2 separate regions of the Homo sapiens genome follow, and region 1 is linked to region 2. Evidence: chromatin loops called from intact Hi-C (ENCODE). Cell type or tissue: left ventricle myocardium inferior. All regions are shown on one strand. Each heading gives the region's core, and the rest is flanking DNA. Links, peaks and the distances in the headings are about the cores only. Region 1 has its middle 110 kb from the start of DUSP6. Region 2 has its middle 9.5 kb from the start of DUSP6.

Evidence for each region. A loop is a pair of places that touch in the nucleus more often than their neighbours do. Peaks named below come from ENCODE experiments on the same cell type or tissue, not always from the same donor. Only the 100,000 strongest peaks of a DNase experiment are listed, where the experiment ranks them.
Region 1: it touches region 2 in a loop (2.0-fold over the local background); 26 of 110 quality-filtered maps call a loop at or near these places.

Annotation. Positions count from the first base shown.
Region 1 is chr12:89,243,594-89,246,511 of GRCh38, reverse strand. No RefSeq gene overlaps it. Among named protein-coding and RNA genes, the nearest start is that of DUSP6, 110 kb to the left of the region's middle. In left ventricle myocardium inferior, for the core only: no CTCF peak of the experiment used is centred there; no DNase peak of the experiment used is centred there.
Region 2 is chr12:89,341,580-89,344,497 of GRCh38, reverse strand. No RefSeq gene overlaps it. Among named protein-coding and RNA genes, the nearest start is that of DUSP6, 9.5 kb to the left of the region's middle. In left ventricle myocardium inferior, for the core only: no CTCF peak of the experiment used is centred there; a DNase peak (open chromatin) is centred at 1,147; H3K27ac peaks cover 1,222 bases.

The DNA of each region.
Region 1 (2,918 bases), core at 272-2,771, 98 kb after region 2:
TTCAGTTCTGTGAATATTTTGAGACTTGTTTTTTTTGCCGGCTGTAACCAAGACTTACTATACCAATCTTAATTTATTAAAAAAAAAACCCCAATAACAACAAATACCTTAGGTTAAGAAACAGGTAACTGGATTAAGGCTGAGCACATAATCCCTGCTAACCTTGTGGTATGGTAGAAAAAGCACTGAGCTTGAAGTTGGCAGACACAGGGATACATATGGTCTTAGCCTTCATGTATCATTCAACAAATATTGACCAAGAACCTGTAAAAGGTTATTGATCACAGATTCTGTACCCAATAGTCTATGAGACACAAATAAAAGATACAATTGCTGCCTTCAGAGTGCACATGAACTTACTAAGAACACAGACAGGAAAACCAAGGATCATACCACAATGTAATGAACGTAAGAGAGAGCTGCTTAGCTTACCTTGCCTCTCCTATTTTATTACAATTTCTTTTTGGGGGGAATCACCTCTCCTCCTTTGTGTGAATTTAAGTGGGATGATAATTTCTAGTGACCAATGCTCACTAGACAAACTGAAAAGAGTGATCTTCCTCTCCCACCCTAGCACAGTCACAGGCTAGTTCAGACTAGTCATGAGACCCAAGGTTGGCCGATGAGACCCTCTTTTAGGATGTTGATACTAGGATGGAGAGAGTATATTCAGGGCATTCTGAACTGAAGTGAGGTAGAAACATCCAGTCCTGATGCTTTCAAATATAAGACAATTATACCCTCTGGTTCTTGGTTTTAACTCCCCTAAATCTTGGGCATTTGCAAGCTTGTTCCTCTATCTGCTATTGAGCCGCTGATACATTATACTTCCAACAAGTTCTCTTTTGGATTATTGGTTCTGGTTCTTGGCTTTAACTCCCCTAAATCTTGGGCATTTGCAAGCTTGTTCCTCTATCTGCTATTGAGCTGCTGATACATTATACTTCCAACAAGTTCTCTTTTGGATTATTTTGATTCAGTTCCTAATGCTTTCAGCCAGGGATCATGAAAGAGTATCATAATCTAGAGTTGGGGTGAAGGGAATAGTAGCTGTGGCAAGAGGGCAGCTTGGAGGAGGTAATGCCTGAGCAGTATCTTTAGGGACAAGAAGGGATTTACAAAGTAAGGAAGTGGGGGAAGGGAATTAGAGGTAGAGGAAATACCACATGCAAAGGTTTGGAGGTTAGAGCAGCTAGGGGTCGGTGTCACTCAGAGGAAATGCAAGTAGCTTTGGCGGTTGCTTTGTAGTTGTATATGTGTGCACATGTATGAGTGAGACAGAATTCGGAGAGCTGATGCCTGATAGGCCTCTAAAGAATATGTGGTAATCAGCTCTTTCCTCTATTAGCATAAACTATGCCTTAGTAATTGGGATGGTATCTAACCTGGCGTGGCTTCGAAAAGAGGCTTAGTAAATGTGTAGTGAAAAGATGTGACTGTTGAATTCAGTTCCTCTGAAATACTTTCTCCAAGATTTTTGGAGTTGGAAGGACTTTGTCAGGTCACCTGTGTCCTGGGTGCCAAAAATCTATGTCTTTTCTGGAGACTGTCCCTCAAAACTGTTAATTCTATTCCCTAGTTTAGGCAATATTGCACAGGGAACATTCCAGGCAGTTGGAAACTTTTCCTGTTTACATACCTCTGGAGAAGGAGGGACCAAGCATCATTCCTGTTGGACCCTTCAGTTTGTAGCAATGTTTTCTGCCAAGTAAGTTCCTCTTTATCTAACCGAAGTCATCTATGCTGCAACTTGCCTCATTTCCTGTTGCTCTCCCCTTAGAGGGTATGAACAGCATGGGCTTGTCACCCTCCTTGGTAATAACAACCTTTCATATGCTTGACGTTGATTACTAAATTGCCTTTAGCTTTCTCTTCCAGTTTTCTTAGTCTGTTTTTCAGCCTTTAATCATCTCTGTGGGTCTCTTCTCAACCACGTCCAAGTGCACAAAGTGCCTCTTAAAGCAATTTTCAGTTTCAAAACAAAACACCAAACTTCTAGGCTTGTTCCAACTGGCAAAATGAAATGACTTTCTAAGAAAAAAATATGAAAAAAAAAGATATTTCAGGGGTTCCTGGAATGTGAAATTATACTCTAACCAATTAAAGCAGGAATAAATCTTTTGATATTGGTCTTTTCAAGCTGATTTAGTTTTAAGTGAGGTTCTTGTCAAAAGAGTCCCTAAAAGAATTAGGAAAGATCAACATAATAAATGTTTATAGAGCACCCACTATGTGCCAGGCATTTGGCATGGTACTAAGAACTCATAGGTAAACACGACTTGATTCCTACTATCAAAGAGCTCATGGTCTAGGAGTTAAGGCAGAAATAAACAAAAGCCATTCAGTGTGATAGATACAATGGCAAATAAGAGAAAGAGGAAAAGTGGGGGCAGAAAGGAAGAAGGTGGCAAGTCTAGCTGGTGAGGTCAGGCTTGAGCAGATTCTTGAAAGAGGACTAAGAGGTTTTCAGTTTTGGAAGGTAGGTGAGGAAGGATGTTCCTTTTCTGGGCAGAGAGAGCAGCATGATAAGAGGTATGAAGACACGAAACAGCATGATGTATTTGGTGATTAGCTTAGGATGCCATAAGCATGTGGCAAGAGATGAGGATGAGATCACAGAGGGCTTCATGGACTACTCAGAGGAGTTTGGATTTTATGTGGCAATGGGAGCCATTAAGTGTTTGTGAGCAATGTAGTAATTTAGGAGAACTAGCTGCCTAGAAGAATCACTGGGCTAAGCAGAGCATATCAGAAGGAAATGGGGCTGAAGTATGGTTGTCCTGGAGACTGACACAAGAGCTAAGAGGTGGTGTGATTGACAGATGAGAAATGATGTAGACTGGGTGACCTGTGGCTCGGAGGAGATGCTCAATGAAGAAATTAAGAAGGAAATTGAAAAATGTCTTGAAATAAATGAT
Region 2 (2,918 bases), core at 139-2,638:
AGTCTTCAGACTTTCAGCTGCTTCAGAAGGATTACTTTGGGTGTAAATTTATATGCAGTTCCTCACACAGCCATAATCGTTTTCGGAAAGATCCTGCAAGACTTTCAAATACCCTTGTTCCTCCCGTGTTCTCACTGCTCACTTAGCAATTGGCCCTGAATCAGTCCAGTTATGGTGAACGAATTTTCAAACTTCTTTAAAGTCCAAAATCGATTTCCTGAGAATATTGAAGGGCACAGAACAAAGTTCAAACAACTCACAAATATTTATCCAGGCCTTGGTGTGCATTGCACTGGTTCGATGAAACAAGTTAAAAATAAAAGGCAACGAAAGACCTCCCAGGAGCCCTCAGAGGCTGAAGGCAATGACCCGTTTCTAGATGGAACCGCTAAAGTGCCCAAATCAAAGAGGAGCCCTGAAGAAACTACCGGGCAAGGTCTTGTATTTCCCTATCTGCTTCCAACTAACATTTTAGATCCCACATTTTATTTTTTTATATAGGAAAGGATTAATGGCCCACATGTATGCAATTTGACCCACTCACTTTCTTACTTTGTCATGGAAAACACCACTAGAGAAGGCGTGCATATCTATTAGCCATCACTGATGTAATAAAAACATGTTAAACCACCATACCGTCAAACATGAACTCTCAGACACTCAAAGGAAAAGTGAGGAAATATCATTCACTTTTTGATAATGACATCCGAGAAAGCACGAAGCAAGTCTGGAAAAGGTTGCTAATTCTAAAGAATTCTGTTTCCTACTTTTGGGGAAAATCTAAGTATTTATCACGTTAAGTATTTTTCATTGGGTCCAGTTTAATTCCTACTGCAAACACGAACAGAAGGAGGAAAGAAAGAGCGGAAGGAGCAGCAGGGGATCTTCGGGTGTACCTGGCTCTCTGAAAAATTGTAGCAGGAATACCCTTTTATCTTATGTTCCATTTATTTATTGCTACATTACAAAGCGCCCCAAAACTTAGTGGCTTCAAATAACAGTCATTTATTTTGTTCCTAAGTCTGCATTTGGTCAGGGCTCAGCAGGGGAGGCTGGCCTCTGATCAGCGCAGTTTTGTCAGGGGCAGCTCAACTGCTGGCCAGAGGATTCATTTCTAAGATAGTTCACTCACTTTGCTGGTGAGTTGGTTTTGGCTTTGGCTGCCCACTGGGACCTCTGCCAGGGGCCGGGGCTGGGGACTTTGGTTCTCCATGTGGCCTAAATTTCCACATAGTATGGTGGCTGGGTTCCATGGGTGAAATCCCCAGAGAGAGAGAGAGAGAGAGAGGCTGGTGGAAACTATGTTGATTTTTATGACCTGCTCAGAGGTCACTTCTGCTGCATACAAAGTTTAAGGAGAAAGAACGTAAAAATCCATCTTTTAATGGAGGAGAGGAAAAATTCTGAAAAAGCACAAGAGATGGAAAATATTGTTGCAGTTGTTCTTGGAAAGTACAATGTGCCACATCTTGGTTGCGTGAATGTTGTTTCAATGTGGGACTGTGAGAGTAATAGTGAGTACCCACGGAGATAGATATGAAAGTGTTTAGCCATACTAATTTCTTGGTTCAATCTTGAAAACATTCAACAACTGCTATAATTGTTCCTTTATTCCTATTTTTTTCATCTGTTTCTAACGTTAACAGTAGAGTAATGCCGTCAAAACACTCTTTAAAGGCCGGGTGCGGTGGCTTACGCCTGTATTTCCAGCATTTTGGGAGGCTGAGGCGGGTGGATCACGAGGTCAAGAGATCGAGACCATCCTGGCCCACATGGTGAAACCCTGTCTCTACTAAAAATACAAAAATTAGCTGGGCGTGGTGGCGCACGCCTGTAGTCCCAGCTACTCCGGAGGCTAAGGCAGGAGAATCGCTTGAACCCGGGAGGCAGAGGTTGCAGTGAGCCGAGATCATGCCACTGCACTCCAGCCTGGTGACAGAGCGAGACTCCAGCTCAAACAAAGAAACAAAAAAATTTTTAGATTGACCCATAAAATAAAACAGTTTTTATAAAAGAATATTAATTTTTTTATTTTGTCAGAGAAAACATTATATTTGAGATTGAGTCGCCCAAGTTATTGAGTGTAGCTATGGTATACATTATTTTCATGCAAAATATAGTGTTTCATGTATTACATTATAGTAGGTAATCTTACATTGGTAGAATTTGGGTTTTTCCCCCTAATTTTGACTATTTTGAACAATACTGCTAAGAATACTTTTGTGCATGTATTCTAATGCTCATGTGTACACGTTTCCCGGTGGTTTGCAGAGGAGTGGAATAAGCATAGTTTGTGTAGAACCTCAATTTCAGACAATTAAAATCGTTTTTGAAGTGGATATTCCAACTTATATTCCCACTAATGATATTTAACTTTTCATACTCTCCCAAATTTTTTATAAACACTTGTTTTGTTTACACTTTTTAGTTTTCACCTATCTAGTAGATGTGAAATGGTAGTTTATTTTGATTCTAATTTCCATTATTCTGATTCCTAATGAGGTTGGATCCTTTTCTTGTGTTCATTGGCCATAAGATATTTTATTTTGTGAAGAGCCTGTTCAAATCTGTTGTCAAGTTTCAGTTGTGTTACTTCTATTTTTTTGTATTGATATCAGAGGTGCTTGGACACTCTAAATACTAGTCCTCTATTGAGTATATGCATTAAAAATATCAGTACAATGCTTTTCAAACTTTGTTCCTCAGGGAAGGACCAGGCTACATTTGGAGGCAGGATGTACACTGCACAGCTCTACAGGGTATCAGTCAGAAAGATAATGATACAAATGGCCATGCCCAACCTGTATAACCCTACATGGAGTTCTAGGAGACTCATGTGGGACTTGTGCCTAAACATATTTGAAATCCACTCATTGAATCCATTTAACAAATGTGGAAACAGAGTCAGAGAGATTAAG